Regions from separate parts of the Homo sapiens genome. Here region 1 is linked to region 2. A link is an interaction called in ENCODE POLR2A ChIA-PET data of the cell type or tissue named here. Cell type or tissue: MCF 10A. All regions are shown on one strand. Links, peaks and the distances in the headings refer to the core of each region. The heading gives the core; the rest is flanking DNA.

The links. ChIA-PET counts read pairs that join two places held together with the same protein. Peaks named below come from ENCODE experiments on the same cell type or tissue, not always from the same donor. Only the 100,000 strongest peaks of a DNase experiment are listed, where the experiment ranks them.
Region 1: POLR2A ChIA-PET joins it to region 2 with 5 read pairs; 4 of 35 experiments call an interaction of 5 or more read pairs at or near these places.

Annotation. Positions count from the first base shown.
Region 1 is chr12:76,047,897-76,050,715 of GRCh38, reverse strand. NAP1L1 (nucleosome assembly protein 1 like 1) reads left to right here. Exons shown (of 15, transcript NM_004537.7): 12 at 63-185; 13 at 931-960; 14 at 1,466-1,516; 15 at 2,252-2,819. The coding sequence ends at 2,287. Among named protein-coding and RNA genes, the nearest start is that of PHLDA1-DT, 17 kb to the right of the region's middle. In MCF 10A, for the core only: no CTCF peak of the experiment used is centred there; no DNase peak of the experiment used is centred there.
Region 2 is chr12:76,265,946-76,268,764 of GRCh38, reverse strand. The region is part of intron 1 of LNCOG (lncRNA osteogenesis associated); the gene reads right to left. Among named protein-coding and RNA genes, the nearest start is that of LNCOG, 7.5 kb to the right of the region's middle. In MCF 10A, for the core only: no CTCF peak of the experiment used is centred there; a DNase peak (open chromatin) is centred at 1,754.

The sequences.
Region 1 (2,819 bases), core at 174-2,673, 220 kb after region 2:
GTGCCAAATTAAGTAACACAGTTATTCCTAAATTTTCTGCTTTTGTTTTCCTTTAAAAATAGGATGATGATGCTGAAGCTATCCTTGCTGCAGACTTCGAAATTGGTCACTTTTTACGTGAGCGTATAATCCCAAGATCAGTGTTATATTTTACTGGAGAAGCTATTGAAGATGATGATGATGATGTAAGCGAATTTGAATCCTGCAAAGAAATAATTGGTTGAGGGTATAGTGGTCAGAATTGGTAATAGATTAGTTTAGTTTTTAAGAAGCAGGACATAATATAATTCAAAATTAGGCTAATTACTGATGTTCTGTATATAGCTTTTCTGGGTTTTAAGTATGTCTCCTTAGGATTTTTGGATTCATTTATCTTAGCTTTTAATTTTCTGCTAATAAGATTGTTCTGAGTTTATGAAACTTTTTTATGTTTGGTTAGTGCTATAGATCTATTATGCCCTTGCCTTGACTTCACAGAGCTAGGACTTTCTTTAGTGCACAAGAAAACATTTACTGGGAGGCATAGAATTTCTATTCAAGGTAGTATTGAATGATGGTTAGGTTAAGATTAGGTTGCATATAGATGTTTTGAATATGTTTATTGCTCAACGGCAATTGTTAGAGTAGGCTTTAGGTCCTTTTCGTACAGTGCATTCCACACTTAAGTGTAGGTGAGTAATATTTACAGTAATACTTGTCTGATCATCCACTTTATCCACATGATTGTACTCTGTTCTTTAATTTTATAAATTGGCAGTGAGCAGAGTGATTCTTGCAGCTACTATGTGTTTTAATTTATAATCAGCCCCTTGATAGGAAAGTAGGTTTTCTCTTTTTAGACACTAGTTTATACAGTGATAAATGTTACTGATGCTACTCTGAAATGTGTGTTACATTCACTCAACACTTAACGCTGTTTTTCCTTTTCAGTATGATGAAGAAGGTGAAGAAGCGGATGAGGTAATGTTTACCAAATGAGCAAATAATTCTCTGTGGTTAACACATTGAGAAGCAAATTGAATGACTTATGTATTCCTTTGCTATAATCATTCTGTGATTTGGGATAAAAACATTTTGGAAAACATGATTTTAGAATTCTACAGCCAAACAATGTATGTATAAGGTTTCAATAAATAAATTGCAAAACTCAGCAACATTTTTTTATTTCAAATAATTTTGTTCTGCTGCAGGGTTATCAGCTCTTTGAAGAAGTCAAAAGCTGCAGTAAACTTTTCCAACGTTGGCTGCAGTAACTATTTTCAATAAAAGCTGTCTGGATGTCTCAAGTTGTGTTGGGAAATTTTTCATATTAGAAGCTTTCAAATTAAATTGTATTATCATCAAAGTCTGTAATCATGAAAATCTGTTGATCCGTAGAGTAACTTGTATTAAATTTTCCCTACATTATGAGCCAGTTTACCTACTATGTACATACTTCATGGATGCATTTTGAACTTTAATATAGGAAGGGGAAGAAGAAGGAGATGAGGAAAATGATCCAGACTATGACCCAAAGGTGAGCAAAATTAGTGCTGCTTTCTATTAAATTTAAGATAGCTAAAGTAAGAGTTGGTGTTTTTGAATATCAAGTTTCTCTCCGTTAAAGTCTTTAATAAATAAAGCCTATTGACTGGATAACTTTGTTTTTTCAGTCCCACTGGCATTGTGAACAGTACACATAATTTCAGTGGACGTTTTTCTAAAAAACATTGTTTTTTGTTTGGACTTCGTGCTTTTTATAGTTTCAGGTACAGTGAACCCTAGGATTCTATTTTAATGGGACGATTTGTAACAGTTTTTAAGCATTAGAAAATAAAGGTTTTTAAAAGATCTGGTTGTAGGAGTGTTCGGGAACTGGGGAGCAGTGCAGTTTGTTAGATCCTTCCAACTACTCTTACTCAGTCCCTGAGAGTCCTAGTCTATTATTCCTGAGAATTTGTTATATTAGGATTAGCAAAAACAAAGCTGATTGGTAATATAACTAACATAAATTGCTTGGTAACTTTATTTTTTTAAGATTATGGTTTAGCGTGTGTCACATTTTATGGAGTTAATTCTACAGTGTAAAGTTTGAGCTTGATTTTAGCATTTCAGTGACTTGCTAATAAAATAAATAATTTACCACCATTGTCCTATACCATTTCTTTTGACAACAGTGAGCTACTGTTATAATTAAGGCAGTAATTACTATTGAGAAATTCACTGAAGCAGGTAGAAGAAGATAGATTGACTTGTTGTTTTCCTTTAACAGAAGGATCAAAACCCAGCAGAGTGCAAGCAGCAGTGAAGCAGGATGTATGTGGCCTTGAGGATAACCTGCACTGTAATAGCCTAAACACAACTCTTATTTACTTACAGCCTTATGTTTTTGTATTTTCTTGGTAGACTAGGTAATTTTTTTTTAAAGGACAGGAAACTGATATTTTAAAGACCAATTTGTTCTACCTAGCATTTTAACTAGTTTTTCTGCCAGCTATGTTGAATGCACAAATTCTGTCACGCATGTTCATTCATTGCTACATAATTTGGTTCTTCTGGAATATTTTTATGTAGCTCTTGGAGTACAGCTATGAAAATTAACAACTGTTAAAGGAAATACCTTTTTTTTTTTTTTGTAATTTTTTCCTTGAAGAACCAAAGTATTTTTTCAGCTGGTTGTTGAATAGGGTTAAGTCCGCTTGGATTAGCTGTGCCTTTCATTACTTTGTTACAGAAATGCAGTGACTTATACTAAGACAATTTATTGTTTAAAAAAAAAATTGGCAAGACAACTATATGGTTAAGAATTTCCAGTATGACCACACCCAATAACTGTTATT
Region 2 (2,819 bases), core at 218-2,717:
TGTTGCCTAGGCTGGTCTTGAACTTCTGGGCTCACGTGATCCGCCTGCCTTGGCCTCCCAGAGTGCTGGGATTACAGGCGTGAGCCATTGCATCTGGCCAGCTATCATAAGATAATTGAACAAAAGAATATCCTTGGCTAATTATTGGTCAAATTTCAATTAGCAAATGACTGCATATTACCAGTGAGTTTTCAAAGGGACTTGAGAATAGGTCTGGATCAGATCAGATATCAAAATAAACTTTCTCCCAGACAGATTCAGAGCATTTCATCAAGATGATTCAAGTAACATGAATGAAGACAAATCGGGGCCAAAAGGATGTAGCCTGCAAAGTATGACAGGGCTTGATGGAATAACATCAATATTGGTGTTTTAATATGCAATATAATTAGATTTCAGATCTAGACTCTTCTGAAAATAATGCAGACAGAGAAGTGCCTCAGGTCAGGATTTTAATTCAGAGAGTAAGATAAGAATAAATATCTTGTGGTAGTGCTCTTTTTTGTTGAAGGGTAGACTTTACTACAGAGTACATGTTGAGGTCTGATATATTTGGCAGTGCCACCATCTTCAATGTCTCTGATTTGCTTCCCAAAGTAGAGAAGGGAACACAAGTGAAAAGGAAGTTGGGATTTATTTGGATCCCAGGTTTCCAAAGACAGCATTTACACCTCTTACTGCCTCAGTTAGCCATAGCTCAAAGCTAGAGAGATTTTTGTTTCTCCTCCAAGGTAGCAAGGAAGCAAATAACTTCAGTGGTATCTTTTGTGCTACATTCTGAGATAGACGATGATTGTGATTATAGGAAGTCTTGTTCCATTTTAATTTATTCAACCATCACTTCATAAAGCATCCCCTAGGTTGGCCATAAGCAGCTCAGAGTTCCACATTCCTGCTACCTTTGCTCTTCCCTCAAGAACACCATCAAGGGCAAGAAGGGTCACTGAACCCTTCTTGGGGTTTACAGTCTTAGTGGAAAACATTAAACCAGTCAGTTCGTGCAAAAATGTTCTGCTGACACTGACTCTTTGGGCACTTTTTATCCTAAGAGATCAGAGAAGATGGGCCTGGATGTTAAGCCTATTGAACAATGGGTCAAAGATAAAAAACAGAGATGCAGTTGACTAGATTTTAGCAGCTCCTCGTGCTCCCTCCACTTCCTCTCATTTCACTCCCAACGGGGAAGGGTGTGGCCATGCTGTAGGCTTCAGGATGCCTTTTCTTTTGCAGGGCCAGAGCCTGAGACAAAAGCCTAAGAGCTCAGCCTCGTCTAGGCAAAATACGTTCACCAAGTTGCATGTGGTCTACTCCAGTTCACAAGACTCTACACTGGGGCTTGAGCCAGAGCCCAGCTAAATAGAACGTGCCTCTTTGCCCACCATCCTTTTCTGTGTATATCGTTTACTGCAGGACAGATGGAATTCAAGTGTGCAGGATCCCTTAGCCATAAATCCCTCCAGCTCCCTATATTCCTACCAGATGGCATAGAGTTGGGGACTGAGAAGGCATATTCACTGGGGACCAGCATTTGGGCAGTAGAGGCCCTAAGAGAGTGAGGGAAGCTCTTGGAGGATTTGGTATTGGTAGTAAAAAGGACTCCTTTTGGGTACTAGCTTATCCAGAACTTAAAATGTTGGAGCAGCAAGGAGCTGTGAGTCCCATGGTAAGGTCATCAGTCAGCTCAGCCCAAAGGATCTGGAGGACCTGACGGCTGCTTCTCTGGAATCTGAGCCAAGGAAGGCAAGCCAGGAGGATGAGATCACAGTCACCTCATTAATGTACTATGTGTAACACAAGTGGGTGGCAAGAAGAGCTCTCGTTGCAGAGAACACTTTGTCTTAATGCTTAGTCAAACAAGGACAAGTACATTTCAAAATGTGTGACATTTTAGCAGGAGACAGGTACAGATTCATAATCCTTTCTCCACAATTATAAAATTTAAAAGGCTCTGAAAAACAGAAGCTCTTTTGCCAGTGTGGGAAAAAACCTCACATAGTGGCAAAAACCTTTTTGACCATTGGTTATGTCTCAGAGCCCCTACCCAGCACTATCATGTCTACTGTGTACATTTTTGTTATTTTGAAATTTGGGGTTAATTTCACTCTTTGAGAAGAGTTAAAGCTGCCCTTATAGGTAACAATGAAGAGAGGGAAAGGAAGAAAAGGAAGTGCCTGTTGAAATCAATAATATTATAAGTAAAGTTATTACAGAAGATAGATCCTGCTATCTGTCTTGAAAAATACAGTATCAGAATCAAAACAATATATGACTTAAAAAACAGAACGGCAAGTTGTAGAAGATTTCCTGTGCAACAATGACTAAGAACTAATGAAAAATAGGAAAACACTTTAAAGGGCAAAGAATGCAAATCATGATGATATGTTAATTAAGTGGATTTGACAATGAAGCGAACATATACTACTAGTTTGTTATGAAGCAAGCTACTATACACTGCAAAAATTGAACACTGAAAATAATGTGAATATTTAGAAGGCTGTGGTGGTGGGGGGCTGGTAAATCTGAAATCTGTAGGGCAATTCCATAGGTTGGAAATTCAGGCAGGGTTTCTATGTTACAGTCTTAAGGTAGAAATTCTTCCCCAAAACAATCTGTTTTTGCTATTAAGGCCCTCAACTAATTGTATGAGGTCCACCAACAATATCAAGGGTAATCTCCTTTACTTAAAGTCAACTGGTGGTATATCTTAACTGCATCTACAAAATACTTCACATCAACGTCTAGACTGGTATTTGTCCAAACAAATGGTCATGCCAATGATCGTGGTCATGGTCATGGTCTAGCCAATCTGACACACAAAA